Linked DNA regions of Mus musculus: region 2 is linked to region 1. A link is a loop called in an ENCODE intact Hi-C map of the cell type or tissue named here. Cell type or tissue: left cerebral cortex. All regions are shown on one strand. Links, peaks and the distances in the headings refer to the core of each region. The heading gives the core; the rest is flanking DNA. Region 1 has its middle 4.9 kb from the start of AU020206. Region 2 overlaps Gm51489 (a long non-coding RNA gene).

Evidence for each region. A loop is a pair of places that touch in the nucleus more often than their neighbours do. Peaks named below come from ENCODE experiments on the same cell type or tissue, not always from the same donor. Only the 100,000 strongest peaks of a DNase experiment are listed, where the experiment ranks them.
Region 2: it touches region 1 in a loop (4-fold over the local background); 20 of 42 quality-filtered maps call a loop at or near these places.

What each region holds. Positions count from the first base shown.
Region 1 is chr7:75,782,884-75,791,214 of GRCm38, reverse strand. No RefSeq gene overlaps it. Among named protein-coding and RNA genes, the nearest start is that of AU020206, 4.9 kb to the right of the region's middle. In left cerebral cortex, for the core only: no CTCF peak of the experiment used is centred there; DNase peaks (open chromatin) are centred at 2,970 and 5,141.
Region 2 is chr7:75,832,344-75,840,674 of GRCm38, reverse strand. It overlaps Gm51489 (a long non-coding RNA gene), which reads right to left. Exons shown (of 3, transcript XR_003946804.1): 2 at 4,417-4,465. Among named protein-coding and RNA genes, the nearest start is that of Klhl25, 12 kb to the left of the region's middle. In left cerebral cortex, for the core only: no CTCF peak of the experiment used is centred there; no DNase peak of the experiment used is centred there.

The DNA of each region.
Region 1 (8,331 bases), core at 193-8,192:
ACTGGAATTTACAGCTGACAACATATGGAAACTTATCGGATTGGCTGCTGTACTTTTGCTATCTCGCAGTATTCTCCTGGGGATGGGTTTTGTGGTTTTTCCCTATATATACACTATACTGAATATCAAACTTGGAGATTTGATCAGAACTTCGTCTTGGCTTCATGTTTCTCTCCATCCCTGCCCTCTTCATTGCCAGCCCTTCCTTCAGGTGAGCCCTGCTGGCCAGTAAGCTACTGGATAGCTACAGTTGTGTTATGAACGTTCACTACAGCCTTGCTTCTGAGCACATGCATGCACACTTCGCAGTGCATGGACTGCTCTGCTCTGTTGCATGCTGCTGAGAACGCCACACACAGATCAGACCTGAGACTATTATGTGCTAGGAATCGCCGTGATTTCTTACTGTGCATCTAATGTTTTCTGCTCTTATGGAAACATAATGGTTCAGTCACAGACAACAAAGACTTGTGATATCTTCTTACGTCGTCCCACCGAGTTGGGTGATGGCTGGTTTAGTATGAGTTTGGAACACTGAGACTCACCTGAGCAAGGATCCTCGCTTGAAACAGTCCTGACTGTCCTGCTGAGGCAGGCCTGCAGAGGTCGGTGCTTTGTGCTAGCAAGGCAGATGAACAGAACAGAGGGAAGGCTGCTCACCCATCCTCTGCTTCTGTACAGCCTCCATCCCCCTACTGCTGCTGCCTCCTTCTTGCTATCAGAACCAGCGTTAACAGACTCCAGTTGTTGAGTGAGGACCAGTGGCTTCCAGGAACCTTCCATGCATTTGGTGTAGGACAGGGATTGTTGAAACATCCCTCTTTGTGGACTGAAAAACTACCAGATGTTGGTTTCTCCAGTGACACACAGCTGGGGGTGGGGGTGGGGAGGAGGAGAACAGGCTCCTCCCACTGCTGAGGCTCCCTGCCCCAAGATCCTAGAGACCACCAAGTTCTCTTCCTCTCAGGTATGAGACACGGTTGTTAATTTTTTTTTTCGAGACAGGGTTTCTCTGTTTAGCCCTTGCTGTCCTGGAACTCACTTTGTAGATCAGGCTGGCCTCGAACTCAGAAATCTGCCTGCCTCTGCCTCCCGAGTGCTGGGATTAAAGGCGTGTGCCACCACTGCCCGGTTTGTGACTTTTATTTGTGCTTTATGTGTATGGGTGTTTCCCTTGCTTGTATATCTGTGCTGTGTGCATACTATGAGGAGCTTTGGGGGCAGCTTGGCAGGAATCTGACTTTGGCCATGGACAAGGAAATGGACTTCAGGCAGGAATCTAATTTTAGGCTAGAAAGAGAAAGTAAGTTCAGACAGGAATCTATTTTTAGGGTAGAACAAAAAAGGAGGCTCAGATGTTTTGATCAACCTGAGGAGACCTTAGAAACAGCTATCATGGGAGTGATCAGGGTACTTTGTTTATTACCTTTAAAGGCGGATTGGGAGCTGGGCGGTGGTGGTGGCGGAGGCGTACGCCTTTAATGCCATCACTCAGGAGGCAGAGGCAGGTGGATTTCTGAGTTCGAGGCCAGCCTGGTCTACAGAGTGAGCTCTAGGACAGCCAGAGCTTTACAGAGAAACCCTGTCTCCAAAAAAAAAAAAAAAAAAAAAAAAAAACCAAGCAGATTGGGAAAAAATAAACCTGCCTCAGCCTCAGAACTAGCTGGGACCATACTATAATGTTGTCTAATTGTGTTTTTTTCTTTTTAATCCTCACTCCTGGGCTGGAGAACCTGTTGACTGACTGAGCTGACGTGGTCAGTGCACAATGTATGTGGAGGCCAGAAAAGGATGGCAGACTGTCTGGAACTAGAGTTAGGGACGGTGGTGAACACCATGTGGGTGCTGGGAATCAAAACCCAAGTCCTCTGGAAGAGCAGCCAGTGCTCTTAACTACAGAGCCATCTCTCCGTCCCCAGATAAATTCTTTTAACCCCTATACTCATCCTATCCGTGTGTTCCTCTGGAGGACCTGACTATACAGTGTGTAGCTATCAGAGATGTCTAAGGTTAGATTGGGTTGTGTCAGACAAACAGCACATCTATCTCACAGGTACAAACATTTGTATTCAGCTTTAATAAACAGCACAATTACGTGCACACCAAAGAGTTGTTTAAAAGAAATTATTTATGATCTACTGTCAGTAAGTGTTTGCTTTACCTACCTGTTTTATAGATCTCTGTACCTAGCGTGAGCTTTAGTTTGAATATCAAGTTGACACAATCTAGAGTCATCTGAGAAGAGGGTGTCAACCAGGGATTGCCTAGATGAGATATTGTGTGTACAGGTCTGTGTGGAGAGGATACTGATAACCTTAATAGATGTGGGGGCCCTAACAGTGGGAGACACTTTTCCTCCCTGAGTTTGGGTCCCGGATTGTATGAAGAGGCAGTAGTGGGCATGCAAACCTGAACTCACTGCTCTCTACTCTTGACTGCAGAAGTGTGGCCAGCTCTCCCAAGCTTCTACTCCCCCATGATGGACTGTAATCTGCAACCGAGTATAAATAAGCCCGTTTCCCCTAAGTTGATTTGTCAGGGTGTTTTACCACAGCCACAGGAAATGAAACATCTGTGGTCATGTAAACATTTCTCAGATGAGAAGGAAGGACTCGAGGCAAAGACTTAGGAAGCCCTGCAATAGGCACCTGGGCATCAGGTCTTCTGAGCACTGCTGGGAGGTTGCCCACCTCTGATGGTCTGCCTAGTAAATGGTAGAAGCCAGAAGTGGGCCTCCAGGTTAGGAACTGGCTGGGATCCACAGCGTGTGGATTACTTGAGATGGTGGGAACTGAGCTAGCTTGAAAGAGCACAAACCCTGCATGAACGCTCCTGGATTCTCTTAAAGGAATTTTGAGAATCTCCTCAGTCTTTCTTTTCTCTTCTCTGTTTTCAACCTCAGAGAATGAGTCAGGGTTCTCTGGAGCCATGCACATCCCAAGCCCCACTCTCTTTCCTCCACCATCCAGTCCTACTGGCAATCTGCCTCAGTCATGCCACACGGGGGAGATGTTCTCTGCCACCCCCTCCAGATGACAGAAATGTGCTTTATGCTGATGCTCAGGGATGTGATTCTTCTGTCCCTAGGGTGGGTACCAGAGACTAAGGAGTCGGGCACAGACCTGAGGACAGGTGAGTCTTCACAGTCTCCGTCCTCCTCATCAGGACTGTGATCATTATTCAGTAGTGACCATTATTAACCCAATTCCTGCCAGCTTTCTCAATCCTTGGCTGTTAGAAACTGCTAGAAATAACCAAGGACTCATGCCCAGTGCAAGACTGAATTTGGTATTTCCATGTGTCCTGCAGCCACACAGGACTTTAGACTGAACTTACAAACACTTGCTCCAGAGAACAGTGTGATGAGTTCCTACTTTGCTGAGGGAAGAACAAAGAAAAAAACAGACCTTGCTTTTCCAAGAACTCAGGAGGAAAGTGAGGTGAGAGAGTCAGAGTCAGAACAGACCCCTGGAGATGGTGGAACTTCAGACAGTGGGGCCTGAATAGGGAGCTGCTGTGATTTGCTTTGCTATCAGCTGAGGTTATGTACACTCAATGAGGAGCACAGTGTTTGGCTTACAGGCCATTACATGGAGCATCTCATACCCCAGTGATAAACATTAACAAGTTATCTTGAAACCAAAACTATCAAACAGGAAGCAGTTCTTGAGAAATATCTTGACACCCAGACAGTGGTCAGCCTATTCTTAGAATTTTGCCAGCCGAGGCTTACAAAATACAGTCAGAAGATTAACTTTAACTTATACCAACTTCACAATTCTATGGGCCTTCTGGCTGAAAGACCCCCCCCTCCCCCGTTTCTGGGGAGACCCTCGCTCTAGTCCCGGGATGAGCCAATGCCCCAATACTTGAGAGAAACCGTTCTTGATGCAATATTGCATGAGGTTTATTCAAATATTATCAGCATACTGAGGCTGAGCTTGTAACCCACACCGGGGCAGAGGAGATCAACCCCCAGTAATTGCAGTCCAGGGTTTTTAAAGAATGAATTGTAAAGTGAGGGAAGGATAGGTTAAACATCGTAAAAAAAAAAAAAAAAAAAAAAACAACAACGGGGGGGGGGGGGGGGGGGGAATGGTGAATTACAGCTCTCTCCCAAAAAGTGAGGGGAGGGTTAGATCACAGAGGCTGGGGAAGTTGTGTAAACATTGTAAAAACCAGGGATGGTGAATTACAGCTCACCTCTCTGGGAAAGTGAGGGGAAGATTAGATAACAGAGACAGACAGGGGAGGTTGTGTGAAACATTCTTGGTCCCTTTCCACAAAGGGTCAAATGCCTGGGTGGGTCACCCAGCAGTCACCTTTCTTTCAGGCTGAGGAGAAAAGAACAAAGAACCCCATGCTGGGCTTCATTTCTAGGGGCCTAAGAAACACATAGGAGTTGGGGTCTTACATGGCCAATTTGGAAATTTTGTGACTGCTTCTATCAAACCCTCTTTAGAGAACAGGCCCTTATATTTTCTCCAATAGCTATGTATTTGCCTTATGATTGCTCTCTGACCTCTGTTTGTCATCACACACCAAGGAGGCCTTGCTCTCTGGCAAGTCACTCCATAAAATTTAATGTATAGTATAAAATTCTCTCTCCATTAATATTTAGCCATCTATCTTCATTCTCATCATAGGCCCCTGTATAAGGTAAAGGTCCTGCAGTTATTCTTAACTTATAGGGTTCCCTGTATATAGGAGGGGCCCACCATCTGCCTCTAATTACTGCTTCCTTCCACAACTATTCTTACAGGAATGCCTAGCTCATTCTTAATAAACTCTTGCTCATCCTGAATGGGACTTTTAGGCCCCCTTCAAGCTTGAACTCTATGACTATCATCAACTTCATCTGCATTTTCTACAAACGATTCCTGTTGCTGCAATGCATTCATCACATCCCCAAATGTTCCATCCTTGATCAATCAAGGTAGTAATGATTTTTTATCAGAATCAGCAATAAGGACCAAGAAGGCCATGAGGAAGAAGGAAGAAACACAGATCACCCCACCGCAAAGAGCAATTGCTGAGCCTGTGCAAGTTTTACGGCTCCGTGCCAGTAACCTCCGGGAGACTGGGTTCCGGGGAACACCCGTCTCAGGTCTGAACATACTTTGTGCTGCATGTCACACAGACTCCACCGGAGTTGGTGTGGCAGGGGTTGGTCCTAGAGAGACATCCCTACTTCTTGTCACTGTCTTTGCTCCCTTCTTCCACATTTCTTTGTTAGCCTCAAACATTGGAGGAGAACGGTCACTTCCCGGATTGAATAATTGAAACAAGCTTTATTAAGGATGCACTCTGGACTTGTCAGCTGTCTGTCTCATCTGAATTCGAGATGTGCAAGAGCAATGGGGCAAAACCATAAGGTTAACAGGAAACATCTGCTTTTATGGGGGCGGGGGGGGGGAATAATCGAATATGAGAAAAATGCTGCGTAAAATCAAGAATCTACATTAGGTTGGTGGGGAGTCACACCTCATGGGTTTGGTGGTCTTTGTTATGGGCCAAGTTGTGTTGGAAACATATTTGCATGGCAATGGGCAATCATTTATCACTGGGACCCTGAATTAAGTGTAGGTTGAAAACATGTTTTCCATACCTCATGTTTTACATGTTCTTAGCCAGAAATGGAAACCTGTTCTCTTGGTTTATGAGGACTTTCCGACAATGTGGGTCATCTTTTGGTTCCACAGTCCTCATCACTATGACTCTCTCAGCTCAGGCCTAAACTGAGGCAGCCAGAGAACCACACTGGGAACCTCTCTAGGCTCCAAAGTGAGCCTTTCCCTTTTGGTCCCTCTGGTCCTTGTCAGAGTGACGGACCTCTCTCAGACGTGGGGGTCTCTGGAAAGGTTCTTTGTCCTCCCAATTCACATGACCTTCTGTGGACTTCTGGAAGAGTGAAGCTTGCTCCTCCCCCTTCTGCATTTCTGAGGGTGACAGGGCTTATTCAGTCAACCTCTGAACCCTGGAGTCAATTTTGCACAACACAGGGTCCCAGCTTTTCCAGGGATGCTGAGGGTCTGAACCCAGGTCTCCATGGTTTTGCCGCAGGCACTGAAGCAAAGGAGACAGCTCTCTAGACCTTGCCTTGCTTCTCTGGATGTTAGCACTTTTCTATTTAAGTTTATGATGCTCTGTGGGTAAGATTTGTGTAAGATGTGAAACTTGGGTTAAAGTTTACTGTTTTGCCGGGCATGGTGGTACACACCTTTAATCCCAGCACTTGGGAGACAGAGGCAGGCAGATTTCAGAGTTCAAGGCCAGCCTGGTCTACAAAGTGAGTTCCAGGACAGCCAGGACCATACAGAGAAACCCTGTCTCGAAAACAAAACAAAACAAAACAAAACAAAACAAAAAGTTTACTGTTTTGTGTGTGGCTGTTTAGTTGCTTCAGGAATGTTTTTGTGTTGTTTTTAAATAATACTCCTTCTGTGAGAAATAATTTCAGGGTTGCAAAGTAAGAGACCCCGATTCCAACTGAATGTCTGAACAAGACAAGCATGTCTTTTGATCCAGAGGATGCACTCAGAAGAGACACAGAGGCAGTGTGTGCATTCGGTTTGTCTAACTCAGGTGGTGACTGGATCTTTTCCCAATTGGCTGGAGTCAGACCTCACTGTATTATTTAATTGGCTAGTCTGAAAAGATTTGGTGAATGGGAAATGAAGGAAAGGAAAGAGTTATTGTCAGGTCTGGTGAAAATTCAACACCCAGGTTTTCTTTTTTCCTTTTCTTTCTTTCTTCCTCCTCTTCCTCCTTTCCTCCTCCTCCTCCTCCTTCTTCGGTGGTTCTGCAGCTTTATTTGGCATTCAGCAGGTTAGTTCTCACCCACATTGACTGTAGATCTTTGAATGTGGAACAGGCACGTAAGAGTAAGTTACCAATGTGTAGAGCTTGTTTGGTGACTCCTCATCCCCATTATGTTTTCTGGACAAATGTACTCGGATGCAATAAGGAACATTCCTTATTCCCTCAGCCCAGAAGGCTTTATTGAGCCTGGTGTCAATGGGCACATCTGGAGTTCCCCATTCCTTCATGGTCTTTGAGTGCCCTAAGAGCACACTACTTGAAGCCTACTCCATGGATGTGCATGTGAACATTGATGGTGTATTCTTGGGTCACCATCTCGTTGATGGCAGAACTGCCCTTCATCTTGCCACCCTTCTTTGCTACTTATAATTTCACCAGCAAACTGACAGGTCACAGATATAGCACAGCCTTGGGAACTGATATTGTGACAGAGACTCTTCAGGTGAAAACCCTTCTCCTCTGTTTCCTCCTCCTCCTCCTTCCCCTTTTAAAAGATTGTCTATTTTATGTATGTCCATATGCTGTCACTGTCTTCAGACACACAAGAAGAGGGCATCGGATCCCATTACAGATGGTTGTAAGCCGCCATGTGGTTGCTGAAATTTGAATGAACTCAGGACCTCGGAAAGAGCAGAGGCAGCAGCTGCTTCTTCTTCTTCTTCTTCTTCTTCTTCTTCTTCTTCTTCTTCTTCTTCTTCTTCTTCTTCTCCTTCTCCTTCTCCTTCTTCTTCCTCCTCCTCCTCCTTCATCCTCCTCCTCCCCCTCCTCCTCCTCCTTCCTCCTCTTCCTCCTCCTCCTCCTCCTCCTCCTCCTCCTCCTCCCCCCCACTTCATCTCCTCCTCCTCCTTCTTTTTGGTTTTTCGAGACAGGGTTTCTCTGTGTAGCCCTGGCTGTCCTGGAACTCACTCTGTATACCAGGCTGGCCCTGAACTCAAATCTGCCTCCCTCTGCCTCCCAAGTGCTGGGATTAAAGGTGTGTGCCACCACTGCCCGGCAGTATCTGGTCTCTTTTTTTTTTGTTTCTGGTCTCTCTTAATAATACATTTCTGAGTCACACAGAAGGAAAGGGGCATGAATACATTTCTGAGTCACACAGAAGGAAAGGGGCATGAGGAGAAACAGAACACATCTGACCCTTGGCTTATCTTCAGTGATGGTCAAACCTCAGTGGATAGGTGGCTGACTTAAGATGTGGATACTCACAGTGTGGAGAGTCCTTGATGCAGCTTCAAGGATATTGGCAAGAATATTTACTTTTGGCTTGGAGGACAAGGGAGGAGGCTCAGATAAGAATAATGTACTGTGTTCCTTGTGTCTTGGTCATCCTGTTTATTGCCTTGTTTGACTACATTGTCTTTAATCTAAGAACTGACCTTAGATGACATAAAAGCAAGCTGGAGAAAAATAAACCCACATCAGCCCTGGTTGGGGTCGTGTTATAATGTTGTTTAATTGTCTTTTCTTTCTTTAACCTCCCTCCCTCCTTTGAGACCCCGATGACTGAGCTGG
Region 2 (8,331 bases), core at 283-8,282, 49 kb before region 1:
AAGCAGCGTGCATCAAATGCAAGAAAACTGAAGGAAACAATAAAGAGCAGAAACCAGTTGTGGGGCTGGAGAGATGGCTCAGCGGTTAAAAGCACTGACTGCTCTTCCGAAGGTCCTGAGTTCAAATCCCAGCAACCACATGGTGGCTCAATTAATGAGATCTGATGCCCTCTTTGAGAGTGTCTGAAGATAGCTACAGTGTAATACTTACATATAATAAATAAATAAATAAATCGAAAGGAAGAAAGAAAGAAAGAAAGAAAGAAAGAAAGAAAGAAAGAAAGAAAGAGAGAGAGAAAGAAGAAAGAAAGAAACCAGTTGTGGTCTTCTGAAAGAAAATGGCCCCTGTAGGCTCAAAGGGACTGGCACTATGAGGAGATGTGACCTGTTAGAGTGGGCGTGGAGCTTTGTTGGAGGAAGTAACTCTCAGCTCCCTCTGCAGCACCATGTCTGCTTGCAGGCCAACATACTTCTAGCTATGAGGATAACGAATGAAAAACTTCAGGATCTGTAAGTCAGTCCAAATTAAATGCTTTTCTTTCTAAGCATCCCTATGGTGTCGCTACAGAATAATAGAAACCCTAAGACAACAGAGAGAAAGAAAACATGAGAACAATAGAAAAAAATCAATAAGACAAAAAATTATATTGTTGAAAATATTATGAAAATTGATAAACATCTAGTAAGACCAACAAAAGCAGAAAGAAGGCATGGATCACAGTTCACACCAACAAAATAGGCCTGGGGGGTGGTGGTACACACACTCCTTTAACCTGAGCACTCACGATGCAAGGACAGCAAATCTCAGGGTTCGAGGACAGCCTGGTCTATAAAGTGATTTCCAGGACAGCTAGAGCTGTTATACAGAGAAACCCTGTCTCCAGAAATGAGGAGGGTGGGCAATAAAGAAGCACTTACCACAAACCCTTAGCTCTCTCATAATTACAGTGGAAGGGACCTATCAGCTTTAAAAAAGGTCCAATCAACTTCTCTAAAACCAAAACGGAGCAAAGGAATCTAACTAGTCCTGTAATAAGTAAAGAATCATATTACTAGCATAACAGATTCCAAAAATGAATTGCCTGGGTCCTGATAATTTTATTGGAAAATTCTGTGAGATGTTTTTTTTTTTAAATGCATGCCAAAGATACATGATGCATTCCAAGAACCAAGACAGAGTTTGTTAGTCAGGTTCTCTGGCAAAATATACGTTATATAACTCTGTCTGTCTGTCTCTTTCCCCATATATGCATACATATCATTTGTATCTTTAAAAACTAGGGGTTTCTTTGTTTGTTTGATTTGGTTTGGTGTGATTTTTTGGCTTGTTTGTTTGTTTGAGACAGGGTCTATCTATAATTCTGATTGTCCTGGAATTCTATGTAGCCTTGCCTTGAACTCAGAAATATCCATATGACCCTGAATCCTAATATTACAGGTGTCTACCACCATGCTGGGCCAACTTCACCTATCATTTTAAAAGATGTATTAGGTTGGCTGACACCACAGCAGGTTGGACACCCCTACAATTGTCATCCCCATGCTGAAGGGACAAAGGACTCAGTGAGTGGCTCTGGCCACCAATCCAGTACCTTCAGGACAACAGGGAGCAGTAAGTCAGCCTCATTCAAAGGCTGAGGGCCAGGAGGTTGCCTCCACAGCCCTTAGTGGGAGTCTGCAGGAAAGGCCAGGGACCTGGTGACTGAGGTCCTCAAACCAAGGCAGCACACACAGGGTCATTTGCTCAGGAGAAGTGGCCTCCACATGTGCCATCTGCCTCCCTCTTCCTTCCACCTCAGCTTGGGGCCTACTGGACAGAGCCAGCCCCAGTCAGGGTGGGTCTTCACCCAACTCAATCACTGACTCAAGCACCAGGCACTCTAGAAACAGCCTCACAGACACACCCACAGGCCCCCTTACTCTCCCCAGGGCAACTCTCAAGTCAATCCAGGTGACAGCCAAGAATAGTCAGTACAGGAAGGAACATCACAGTGTCCTTTATGTGTCCAGTACTGCCTTCTCTCCAAAACCAGCTGAAACCAGTAAGACAAAGGGCAGAGAGAACGTATCTATGACATTCTCATGAACTTAAGCACAGAAGCCTTCTGAAAAACCCTAGCAAACAGAGTTCAGTGATAGCGATCCATGACAAGGTTGGGTTAATTCAAGGTAGACAAGGAAGGCTTGTTTATAATCCAAAACCGATCAGCATACTCTGCCACATAAGGAACTTTCAAAAGCTCCTGGCAGGACCCAGCACTCTTTGTGATCAAAGCTCTCAGCAACTTAACTGAGTAGCATTGGATAGAGAGCATCCATGACAAGCTCACAACAGGTTTCATCTCAGATCTGGAAGAAAGAACAAGGGGGAGAAATCAGGCTCCCTGCTCTGAACACTCAGCGTTTAGGATGGGAAGTGTCTAGTTATTGGCTTTAAGGAGACGTGGCTCAATGAGATCCACGAAGGGATCAGGAACTCAGCCACAGAGACTCGCTCACCCCATGTTAGACAAAGATAGGGAATCAGTTCAACGGAAGAAGTGCAGAAATATCAAATCCCACTCTCTTCTATCAAACACTATAAACTCCTGTTTAGAACAAGGGATTCCGATATTTTTGTTTCCATCACCTTGTAAGAGTTTGATGCAAGTGTTTGAATCCCTCCACCCAGGAAAACCTTGGTTTACACAAGGCCTCCTACTGCATTCCAGGAAGCTGATGGCTGATGGCAGTGACACCCTTCCCTTTTTTACCTTCATTTCCCACTCACCAAATCTTTTCAGACTAGCCAATTAAATGCTAGAGTGAGGCCTGACCTCAGTCAACTGGGAAAAGATCCAGTCACCACCTGAGTTAGACAAACCGAATGCACACACTGCCTCTGTGTCTCTTCTGAGTGCATCCTCTGGATCAAAAGGCATGTTTGTCTTGGAATGAGGGTCTCTTTCTTTGCAACCCTGAAATTATTTCTCGCAGAAAAAGGCATGTTTGTCTTGGAATGAGGGTCTCTTTCTTTGCAACCCTGAAATTATTTCTCGCAGAAGGATTATTATTTAAAAAACAAAAAACACTGTTGAAGCAGCTAAAACAGACACACACACAACAAAACATTAACCTAAGCCTCACATCTTACACAAATCTTACCCACAGAGCATCATAAACTTAAACAGAAAAGTACTAACATCCAGAGAAGCAAGGCAAGGTCTAGAGAGCTGTCTCCTTTGCTTCAGTGCCTGCTGCAAAACCATGGAGACCCGGGTTCAGACCCTCAGCATCCCTGGAAAAGCTGGGACCCTGTGTTGTGCAAAATTGACTCCAAGGTTCAGAGGTTGACTGAATAAGCCCTGTCACCCTCAGAAATGCAGAAGGGGGAGGAGCAAGCTTCACTCTTCCAGAAGTCCACAGAAGGTCATGTGAATTGGGAGGACAAAGAACCTTTCTAGAGACTCCCACATCTGAGAGAGGTCCATCACTCTGACAAGGACCAGAGGGACCAAAAGGGAAGGGCTCATTTTGGAGCCTAGAGAGGTTCCCAGTGTGGTTCTCTGGCTGCCTTAGTTTAGGCCTGAGGTGAGAGCATCGTGGTAATGAAGATTGTGGAGAAAGGAACTGTTCAACTCATGCCTACCAGGGAGCAAAGAGAGTGACAGAAAGAAGGGGGTGTCTTTCTTGGAACAGCCATGATAACTAGTCCCCTATTCAGGCCCCTCTATCTGAAGTTCCACCATCTCCCAGGGTCTGTTCTGACTGTGACTCCGTGGATGGATTAGCCCACGGCCTCACCACTAAGGCGGCTGCATGACTGTGTGAGCTTCCTGGGTACTTTCCTCCACGGCACACTCCTCACTTTCCATCCTGAGTTCGTGGAAAACCAAGGTTTGCTTGTTTCTTTGTTTGTTTTTGCTTCAGCAAAGCAGGGACTCATCACATTGTTCTCTGGAGCAAGTGTTTGTAAGTACAGTCTAAAGTCCTGTGTGGCTGCAGGACACATCGAAAATACCAAATTCAGTCTTGCACTGAGTGTGAGTCCATGGATTTCTAGCAGTTTCTAACAGCCAAGGGTTGAGAAAGCTGGCAGACACTGGGTTAATAATGGTCATTACCGAATTTTTTGCAATGGCCCTTTGACAACTTATCATGAAAAATATTATTGTCAGTCAATGTGCTAATAACAAGGAAGACAGGAAGACTTCAAGCTTGAGAGAGAGACAAAGACAGGGAAAGACAGGGAGACAGGGCGACAGGGAGAGACAGGGAGAAACAGAGAAAGACAGACACTCACACACAGGGCAGTGCGGCAAAAGCCATGGAGCAGAGAAGGATCCATGTTGCAAGACACTAGAACTGAAATATGGCAGGCTCTCCTTTCAGGACAGGACAGTCCTGATGAGGAGGACGGAGACTGTGAAGACTCACCTGTCCTCAGGTCTGTGCCCGACTCCTTCGTCAGTCTCTGGTACCCACCCTAGGGACAGAAGAGCGACATCCCTGAGCATCAGCATAAAGCACATTTCTGTCATCTGGAGGGAGTGGCAGAGAACATCTCCCCCGTGTGACATGACTGAGGCAGATTTCCAATAGGACTGGAATGGTGGAGGAAAGAGAGGAGGCCCACTTTGAGACCCACTTTGGGAACCCACAGGGCCATAGAAAGCTCCAGAAAGCCTGTGGCTCTTCCATTTGAGAACCTGCACTCACCTACAAAGCACATTGAGGTACACCTGTGTCATAAAATGTCCCTTAATTCTCGTGAAAGCAAAGGGTGGGCTCAGCAGCCTCAGACTAGTTTTCTTGTGTCCCGCTTTGTAGATATTTAATGATATTGCCTTTTGAGTTGTTTTGTAGCAAAACTTTTTAGAGCAGGAGTTCTCCGTGAATGATGCTTTCACAGGCATTGCCTAAGACCATCAGAAAACACAGATATTGATGAAATGATTCAAAATTACAGTTATGAGGTAGCAATGAAAATTATTTTATGCTTGGGGTCACCACAGCTTGAGGAACTGTTAAAAGTTGCAGCATTAGGACGGTTTGAGGAGCATTGTTTTATGTCTTAGAGCCTGGGCATTCCCTGGCTTCTACCATTTACTAGGCAGACCATCAGAGGTGGGCAACCTCCCAGCAGTGCTCAGAAGACCTGATGCCCAGGTGCCTATTGCAGGGCTTCCTAAGTCTTTGCCTCGAGTCCTTCCTTCTCATCTGAGAAATGTTTACATGACCACAGATGTTTCATTTCCTGTGGCTGTGGTAAAACACCCTGACAAATCAACTTAGGGGAAACGGGCTTATTTATACTCGGTTGCAGATTACAGTCCATCATGGGGGAGTAGAAGCTTGGGAGAGCTGGCCACACTTCTGCAGTCAAGAGTAGAGAGCAGTGAGTTCAGGTTTGCATGCCCACTACTGCCCCTTCATACAATCCGGGACCCAAACTCAGGGAGGAAAAGTGTCTCCCACTGTTAGGGCCCCCACATCTATTAAGGTTATCAGTATCCTCTCCACACAGACCTGTACACACGATATCTCATCTAGGCAATCCCTGGTTGACACCCTCTTCTCAGATGACTCTAGATTGTGTCAACTTGATATTCAAACTAAAGCTCACGCTAGGTACAGAGATCTATAAAACAGGTGGGTAAAGCAAACACTTACTGATAGTAGATCATAAATAATTTCTTTTCAACAACTCTTTGGTGTGCATGTAATTGTGCTGTTTATTAAAGCTGAATACAAATGTTTGACCTGTGAGATAGATGTGCTGTTTGTCTGACACAACCCAATCTAACCTTAGACATCTCTGATAGCTACACACTGTATAGTCAGGTCCTCCAGAGGAACACACGAATAGGATGAGTATAGGGGTTAAAAGAATTTATCTGGGGACAGAGAGATGGCTCTGTAGTTAAGAGCACTGGCTGCTCTTCCAGAGGACCTGGGTGATTTCCAGCACTCACATAGTAACTCACCACCATCCCTAACTGTAGTTCCCGACAATCTGCCACCCTCTTCTGGCCTCCACATACACTGTACACTGTACACAGCACAGATATACAAGCAAGGGAAACACCCATACGCATAAAGCACAAATAAAGTTACATTTTTACAATGAATTTATTAAATCGGCTTACATTAAATATTAACAACCGTGTCTCATACCTGAGAGGAAGAGAACTTGGTGGTCTCTAGGATCTTGGGGCAGGGAGCCTCAGCAGTGGGAGGAGCCTGTTCTCCTCCTCCCCACCCCCACCCCCAGCTGTGTGTCACTGGAGAAACCAACATCTGGTAGTTTTTCAGTCCACAAAGAGGGATGTTTCAACAATCCCTGTCCTACACCAAATGCATGGAAGGTTCCTGGAAGCCACTGGTCCTCACTCAACAACTGGAGTCTGTTAACGCTGGTTCTGATAGCAAGAAGGAGGCAGCAGCAGTAGGGGGATGGAGGCTGTACAGAAGCAGAGGATGGGTGAGCAGCCTTCCCTCTGTTCTGTTCATCTGCCTTGCTAGCACAAAGCACCACCCTCTGCAGGCCTGCCTCAGCAGGACAGTCAGGACTGTTTCAAGCGAGGATCCTTGCTCAGGTGAGTCTCAGTGTTCCAAACTGATCCTAAACCAACCATCACCCAACTCGGTGGGACGATGTAAGAAGATATCACAAGTCTTTGTTGTCTGTGACTGAACCATTGTGTTTCTATAAGAGCAGAAAACATTAGACACACAGTAAGAAATCACGGCGATTCCTAGCACATAATAATCTCAGATCTGATCTGGGGTGTTCTCGGCAGCATGCAACAGAGCAGAGCGGTCCATGCACTGTGAAATGCGCATGCGTGTGCTCGGAGGCCGGCTGTAGTGAATATCCTTAATGCAACATGGGTCGACGCTGCAAGGAATATCTCCGACCCAGTGTAAGCTTGGTTCCATACAAACTCTGTGGCTGTTACAGTCCCACAACTTTTACTGTTGCCAGATTTTACACAGCCTCCTCTTTCACGTGACATTACCCACAGTTTGAGGAACTTTCTTGAGTTGACGAAAAAGGAGAGGATCCTTACAGAACATGATAATGAACTTGGCACCGAAGGTTGGAACACAGACTGGGGCAACTTTCATAGGGTTGTCACTAAGACAAGCCCGTCATCCTGAGAGGCAGTGAGCCAGGGCTTCAGGGGGAACTGTGAGGAGTGGTCCTTAAGTAACCTCTCCCAGTGCCAGGAGAACAGCCCCAAGTCCCTCAAAGACACACAGTTTGCTTCCCTGGCTGCTGAGAAGTTTCAGTTCTTCCCTGGTGTATGTAATAAGGATGCAGGACATCCTCCGTCACCCACTGACCCACGATGGAGGAAAGAAAGGATGCCCAAGTGTCCTTGGCTGAGCATCTCTGGCTGCACCTTCAAGTCTGAAAATCCTTCCTGTGCTCCTGCTGGATTCTGGTCTCTTTAACTTGAATGTCAAGGAAGTCCCCTCACAGCATTCACCTAGCTTGTCCGGGGACACCCTCAGAAGCAGGCTTGTGGCATGTTTCTCTGTTTGCTTTTTGTTATTTTTCTTCATGTGCATGGGTGTTTTTTCTGCATGTATGTTTTTGTACCACACATGTACCTGGTGTACAAAGAGGTAAAAGAAGTCATATGTGGTTGTGAGCCACCATGTGGGTGCTGCGAACGAATGTGAGTCCTCTGTAAGAGCAGCCAGTTCTCTTGACCACTGAACCATCTCTCCAGACCATCAGTAGCTCTTTACTTACTTTTATTTTAATCTACACAACAGTTCAGATTATTCTTCCAATATTGTATTTCAGGAAAAAAATACTAGTTTATTTAAATGATCTAGACTTAAAGGGAATTTAAATTACATGTAGGACCCAGAGAGTCTTTCAGCTATTGCCTCTTCTTCTTCTTCTTCTTCTTCTTCTTCTTCTTCTTCTTCTTCTTCTTCTTCTTCTTCTTCTTCTTCTTCTTCTTCTTCTTTGTCTTCTTCTTCTTCTTCTTGGATATTTTCTTTATTTACATTTCAAACGTTTTCCTCTTTCCAGGTCTCTCCTCCAGAAACTTCCTGTCTTAGTCAGGGTTTCTATTCCTGCACAAACATCATGATCAAGAAGCAAGTTGGGGAGGAAAGGGTTTATTTGGTTTACACTTCCATACTGCTGTTCATCACCAAAGGAAGTCAGGACTGGAACTCAAGCAGGTCAGGAAGCAAAAGCTGATTCAGAGGCCATGGAGGGATGTTCTTTACTGGCTTGCCTCACCTGGCTTGCTCAGCCTGCTCTCTTATAGAACCCAAGACTACCAACCCAGAGATGGTCCCACCCACAAGGGGCCTTTCCCCCTT